Regions from separate parts of the Mus musculus genome. Here region 2 is linked to region 1. A link is a loop called in an ENCODE intact Hi-C map of the cell type or tissue named here. Cell type or tissue: left cerebral cortex. All regions are shown on one strand. Links, peaks and the distances in the headings refer to the core of each region. The heading gives the core; the rest is flanking DNA. Region 1 holds the start of 9430083A17Rik (RIKEN cDNA 9430083A17 gene). Region 2 has its middle 31 kb from the start of Gm32613.

The links. Hi-C counts contacts between places; a loop is a spot of excess contacts. Peaks named below come from ENCODE experiments on the same cell type or tissue, not always from the same donor. Only the 100,000 strongest peaks of a DNase experiment are listed, where the experiment ranks them.
Region 2: a loop joins it to region 1, with 2.1 times the contacts of the local background. A loop is called at or near these places in 4 of 42 quality-filtered maps.

Annotation. Positions count from the first base shown.
Region 1 is chr13:51,097,828-51,100,733 of GRCm38, reverse strand. It overlaps 9430083A17Rik (RIKEN cDNA 9430083A17 gene), which reads left to right and starts at 7. Exons shown (of 1, transcript NR_029463.1): 1 at 7-2,906. It also overlaps a transcript of Spin1 not described here. In left cerebral cortex, for the core only: no CTCF peak of the experiment used is centred there; DNase peaks (open chromatin) are centred at 263, 1,109 and 1,361; H3K4me3 peaks cover 1,224 bases; H3K27ac peaks cover 668 bases.
Region 2 is chr13:51,021,343-51,024,248 of GRCm38, reverse strand. No RefSeq gene overlaps it. Among named protein-coding and RNA genes, the nearest start is that of Gm32613, 31 kb to the right of the region's middle. In left cerebral cortex, for the core only: no CTCF peak of the experiment used is centred there; DNase peaks (open chromatin) are centred at 291 and 1,114.

The DNA of each region.
Region 1 (2,906 bases), core at 214-2,713:
CTCACCTGGAGGGTGGGGCGCGCACCCGGAGCGGCGAGGTACACGCTGGGGAGCCGCGGGCCTGGCGTAGAGCCGGCCTCTCTTACAAGCGGAGCAGGGTCGGGAAGACGAACGGAGAGTAGCGGGCGTTGGTATTTACTCTTGCACGGGAGGACGGCTTCCAGGAGCTATCCTGACTCTTTGTCCTGGGACCTTACGTCTGCTGTCTCGGGTAGCTGCCTGGCTAGCTGCGGAGATGCAGGAGGCTAGGTCACATGACCGTGCGCCGCGCAGGTGCACTTTCCTGCGGAGCAGCAGCTTTGGACTGCAGGACGCGAGCCCTTTAAAAATATGGATAGGCTCCCCCATGCTCCCTTGAAGACACACCGCCTTGCTGTACGCCGCACTGCGCAGTGGCTGAGGAACTAGGCTCAGCTTGCAAAGCTCAGGGCCTCCTGCGAACACCTGCTGAGGGTGGCTGCTGCAAACACCTAGCCTTGGCCTAGCTGCAGCCGCTGCTCTAGAAGTCACCCCGGGCTCCTCGCGAGGCTGCAAGCCAAGACTTCCCACGATCGCACGAGAATCCGTGCGACTCTGGTTCCAGTTAAGATCGCCTATTGAGGATCTGTTTGGCTGTGGGCAAGGAAAGAGAGAAAAAGAAAACGTCCGGGATGGTTTGGTTTGAGGGGAAGTGAAATACGGGACCTGAAGCTTCGTCTGGGTCTCCTTCCCTCCTTTAACCCAGTGTCTGGATCCAGGCGGTCACCGACCTGGTTCCTCGAGTGCTGTAGCACTGCCGCATTGTAATAAGCCTCCTGCCAGAGTGTTGCCAGGTCGAATTACAAGACGTTATTGGAAAGCCCTTTGCGCACTCCAAACCTGCAGCACGGCTCTTAGTTCGCTGTGCTCTTTGGGATTCCATTGGCACTTTTTTTTTTTTTTTCAAAATAAGATTGATATGTGCCTGCTCAAATTAAAATGCTTGTCTCAGATGACATTCTTGGCAGGAGCAACGTAGTCACAGACCGAAGAGAGGGCTAATTTCAGTAGAGATGCAGCCAGCCTGGAGATCACTGAGAGAAGATTAGCTTTTGTTGTGTTTAATGTTTGATCGTGGAGGCTGACAGGAACAAGGAAGGGTGTGATAGGGAAGGAGGCTGGAGTGACAGTATGGAACACTTCCGTTTCCTTGGTGACACGCCTGGTTTTTTTTGGTTTGTTTTTTTTTTTCTGTTCTCTAGAGGAACAGAACTTACAAAATGAATATATACATATGGAAAGAGTATGTATTAGAATACCTCACAGGCTTTGATCAAGTTAGTCCAGCAATGGCTGTCTACCCACAGAAGGTCCAGGAATTCAGTAGTTGTTCAGTACTGAAAGCTGAATGTCTCATCTGGTCTTCAGCATACGCTGGAATCTCAAGCAGGCTATAATGTGAGTGAAGGAATGGACTTGCTAGTGAGACAGCAAAGAGCAAAAACTTCCTTATTCCGTGTCCTTTAAATAAGCTGCCAACAAGTGTGCCCCAGATTAAAGGTATGTCTTCCTACCTCAGAAGATCCACATTAACCGTGTCTCTTCCCACCTCAAAAGGTCTGGATTAAAGGTATATTTTTTTTACCTCAAAGATCCATATCAAATGGTTTAATTAAGCAGAAATCCATCACTGGTGGGCCCATCCATTTTGGAGTTTTGATTCCTGATGTCAAGTTGACAAAAATGGCCTTCACATCTGCCTAGCACTTACTGACATTTTGGGACCTGGTAACTTGGGGAAAAGAGTATTGGGTTGTTTTGCTTGAACCAGGGCCTCACTATCTAGCTGGGTAAGCCCACGCAGGCCTGTAATTTAAGGTCTTCCTGTGTAAGCCTCCCCAATACCTGGCCTCGTGCATGGTAGGGCATTTGGTGTCATCCTTGGCTTCTACCTATCTGAGGCCACTTGCAGACCCAACTGACCAATCAACCCTTCAAGCCTTGCTTTCTCCCACTTCTTCACAACCTCAGGTTTAAATTTGCCTCGACTGATGGTCTCCAGCAACCTGTCAAAAATAACACGGGCTACATTCTAGATTTATGAATGCCTAAATTGGACTCAGGGACAGAGTTGGTTTTTGTTTTTAAGATGAGGTCTCATATAGCTCAGGCTGGTCAGAACTTTTATACAGCCAAAGACAATCCTGAACACCATTCTCGTCCACCTGCCGCTCTCCTACCAAGAGCTGGGGTGGCAAGCACATACCAGCTCACAGATCAAATTGCTGGGCAGTGGTGGTGCCGTGCTGTGTGTCTCAGCACTCGGAAGTGAAGGCAGGTAGATTTCTGAGTTCAAGGCCAGTCTGCTCTACATAGAGTGGCCCTGTCTTAAAAAACAAAACAGGAAAAAAGAAAAAAAAAAGTTCTTCGGACTTGGCAGCAAATGCTTTTATCTCTGCTGGCTTCAAAAACATTTCTGTGTAGCTAAAGCAAATGCAACAACTAGTGAATCCAAGTGATAGGTCTGTTAATTGTCCCTTCAGGCTTCTCTGACTTTTCTGAATAACTGAAAATTCTCGTAATATGACATTACTCAAATAGGTTCAAAGTTATTTTATGAACATTTAGTATCCTTAGCCAGAGGGCCTACATACAATTTTTCTCCCACCCCAAGCTGGTTGATTATGCCAGCTAGTTTTATGTCAGCTTGACCCAAGCTAAAGTCATCTGAGAGGGAATCTCAATTAAGAAAATGCCTTCATAAGGATCAAGTTCTAAGCATGAATTTCTGTAGGGCATAGTCTTAATTAGTGATTGATAGGGAAGGGTCCAGCGCTTTGTGGGTCCCTCCCTTGGGCTGGTGGTTCTGAGTTCTATAACAAAGCAGGCTGAGAAGTCAGGCGTGGTGGTGCACGCCTTTTATCCCAGCACTCGGGAGGCAGAGGCAG
Region 2 (2,906 bases), core at 178-2,677, 76 kb after region 1:
TAGAACTGCCAAAAACAAAACAAAACAAAACAAAACTATAAAATAAAAACTTAAAAAAAGAAAAGAAAGAAACTAATAAAAACTGTACTGTGAGATCTCTGGACTTCACATAAAAGCCAGATGTGGTGGAGCGCACCACTCCTGTGGACAGATGGGAGGTCAAGACAGGAGGGTGAAGAAGCAGCTTGCAGGCCAGCTTGGAGAAAGCAGGCGGTGGCGGCGTGGCAAACAACAGCAACAATGGCATACGCTGGAGAGCTCAGAGCTCCGGTTTAGTCTCAAGAGCGTTGAAAGAGAGAACCAACTGCAAGCAAGTCGTCCTGTGACTCCCCCACATCCCAGATGGTGTGCATGTGCCTGAACGCACACACATCTCTCTTATCTCTCTGTCTCTGCCTCTCGGTCTCTATCTCTGTCTCTTTATCTCTCTGTCTCCCTCTCTCACACACATACATTAACAATAATACATCAAAACACAACCCCACTGCACCCATGGGGACCAGGGAAAGCTCCATGAAGTCTGGCAGGCCAATACGTAAAACGCTGGCGCTTGACATTTGCCGGGCAAGACCTAGGGGGTAGAGGGCAGAGAGCAGAGGGCTGTCTCAGTGACAGCCACCCTCTCTCTAACTCTCCGGCTGTCAGGGATGGTTTAGCTGTCCTTCTGAAGAGCTGTTCTGTGTCGTGCGAACAAGGAAACACCAAGTCAGGGTCCCTGCTCTTGAGCGCTAGGCCAGGCCTCACTGAGTCCCGGATGATCCTGATCCCGTCTGAGACACAGAGGATTCAGGCTTCAGGGCGGCTCATTCTAGTTCAGGCTGGTCGGGAACTGTCCTCAAAGCCACAGATGGCCTTGAATCTCTATCAATAGAAGTTTTGAGTTTTTGCGTTGGTTCTTGTTGTTTCACAAAATTACCCAAGAGAAGCATGATTTAAATGTTTCCTTTTTCGAGGATTTCCTTTTCGGGGCTCTTATTACAAAGCTTGGGTGTGCTTGGCATTCTCACTGACAAGCCAAACTTAGGCTTTAAAACTGAGGTTAGATCCGGAAACCATGCCATGGGAACTCAGCAGCGTCTAAACATGAATGACTGATTTAAGGCCCCTGATTAAAACCTTGGCTTTCCCAGTGCTTTCTCAGAGCTGAGTGGTTGGTCTCTGTTTCTCTGCTTTTCTCCACCACTCAGTCACAGCAATGACCTCATCCTTTCAAGTGCCAGAGAAGGCAAACTAAGCCCCAGAGAGCCTGGAGAGAGCCTGGCTCCCATTTCCTGCCTTTCAGGGAATCCATCCGCTAAGCCTGGCTTCTGGGCATCCCTCGAAGCTGGCGGAGCTCAATTGCGGCAGGAAATTTAGAAACAGGAAAGTTCCTCAGTTGCCACCGGGAAGGACCTGGGCCAAGGGCTGGAGAGCTAGCTTTTTGGTAGCCAGCCCTAAGGAAGCAAGACAGAGTGACAGGAGATCTTTTCAATCGGGGTGCTACATTCCGCTACAAGTTGAGCGACAACAAGCTTGTTCTGGTGACTTAGGAAGCGTCCCAAAGCCATTCAAGCTGCCTGACTGTACTTGGGGAGGACCCAAGGCTTTACATGGCTAAACTGTGTTCTGTGCACACTGAAGTTAATAAAGGAAAATCTGGCCTTGATTTCTTTGTGTAATTGTGATTCTGAACACACTGGATAGGCCGTCCCACCAGGGGTTCCTGTGGGGTCTTGTAAACAGCCAGCTGCATTGTTTGATGTGTAGGGCTGCTAGATTGCCTTCTCCACTGTTCCTACTGACCTTTACGGAGGAACTCCTGAACTGCAGGCAGATGGGAACCCTCTTGATCTGCAGCCAGCCACACTTCCCTTCCTGGGTCCCCAGAACCCTCCAGTCCTTCCCAGCCTTTCCTTGTGGGGTGCTGTTTCCCAGACAGTGCTATTACAGGGAGCATGAGCTTTGGGCAGAAACCCCGGGGTCACCCTCCTCCTACATCAGAAGCCACTGAAATACCCAGGTTGGAGCAAGGGCTGGTACTTAGGGGACTATGGCTCCATTTGGGATGTACTGGGTGAGGTTTTTCCAGTTGGAACTGACCATCTGAGGTAGCTAGCTGCAAGCTTTCCCCGAGGAGAGTCTTCTTGCGTTTGTTTTCTCAGCTTTACAGCCCACACCACTCTGAGCAGACTTAAATCTATTATTTGCCTACTGCTTTAAATCACAAACATTTCCATATTGAGCGGTGCACCCAAGGAAGGTAGGTTTCAATTGGCCAGGCAGGCAGAGTCTCATTTAAGACTCAAGCAGGCAGGTGCTGATTTAATAAACACAGAGAGTTTGGGGGTACAAGACGGGGTACTGAGAGCAGGAGCCAGGCAGGCCAGCTTTGTTGTCCATGATCTCCACCACTGCCTCTCAGTAGTTTTCTCTTTGGGTCTCATTTTTCTTTCCTGCAGAGAGAGGAACCTTTTTATAGGGTGGTCAGAAGCTGGCTGGAGATGGCTTCTCCAGAGAGTCACGTGATCTTATGGAGAGCTTGTTTGATCCTAACAGTTTCCTCTCTTTCCTTCCCTCCCTCCCTCCTTCTTTTCCTCCAGTTTTCTAGAATAAATGCTCAAGCATACTATGGCTGAGTCTTAAGGTACGTGAGGCTTAGCTTGTAAGAATCCAGAGGTTACTCTGAAGAGCACGTGTTTCATTTTCTATTACGTGAGATATACGAGAGGCCAAGGTTCCTTGGAACCTCACCAGTGTTTCGGATCATGCTTATTTCTCATTTTAGCCATTTGGATGTAAATCTGCGCTGAAATTGACTGTGGCCGGAAGAGCTAATGATCCAAACGCTTTTCCATGACCACTTTGGTTAAATGCCTGCATGTGCCTTCATTTCTTAAATGATCTTTTGTTTTGTTTTTTGTTTTTCC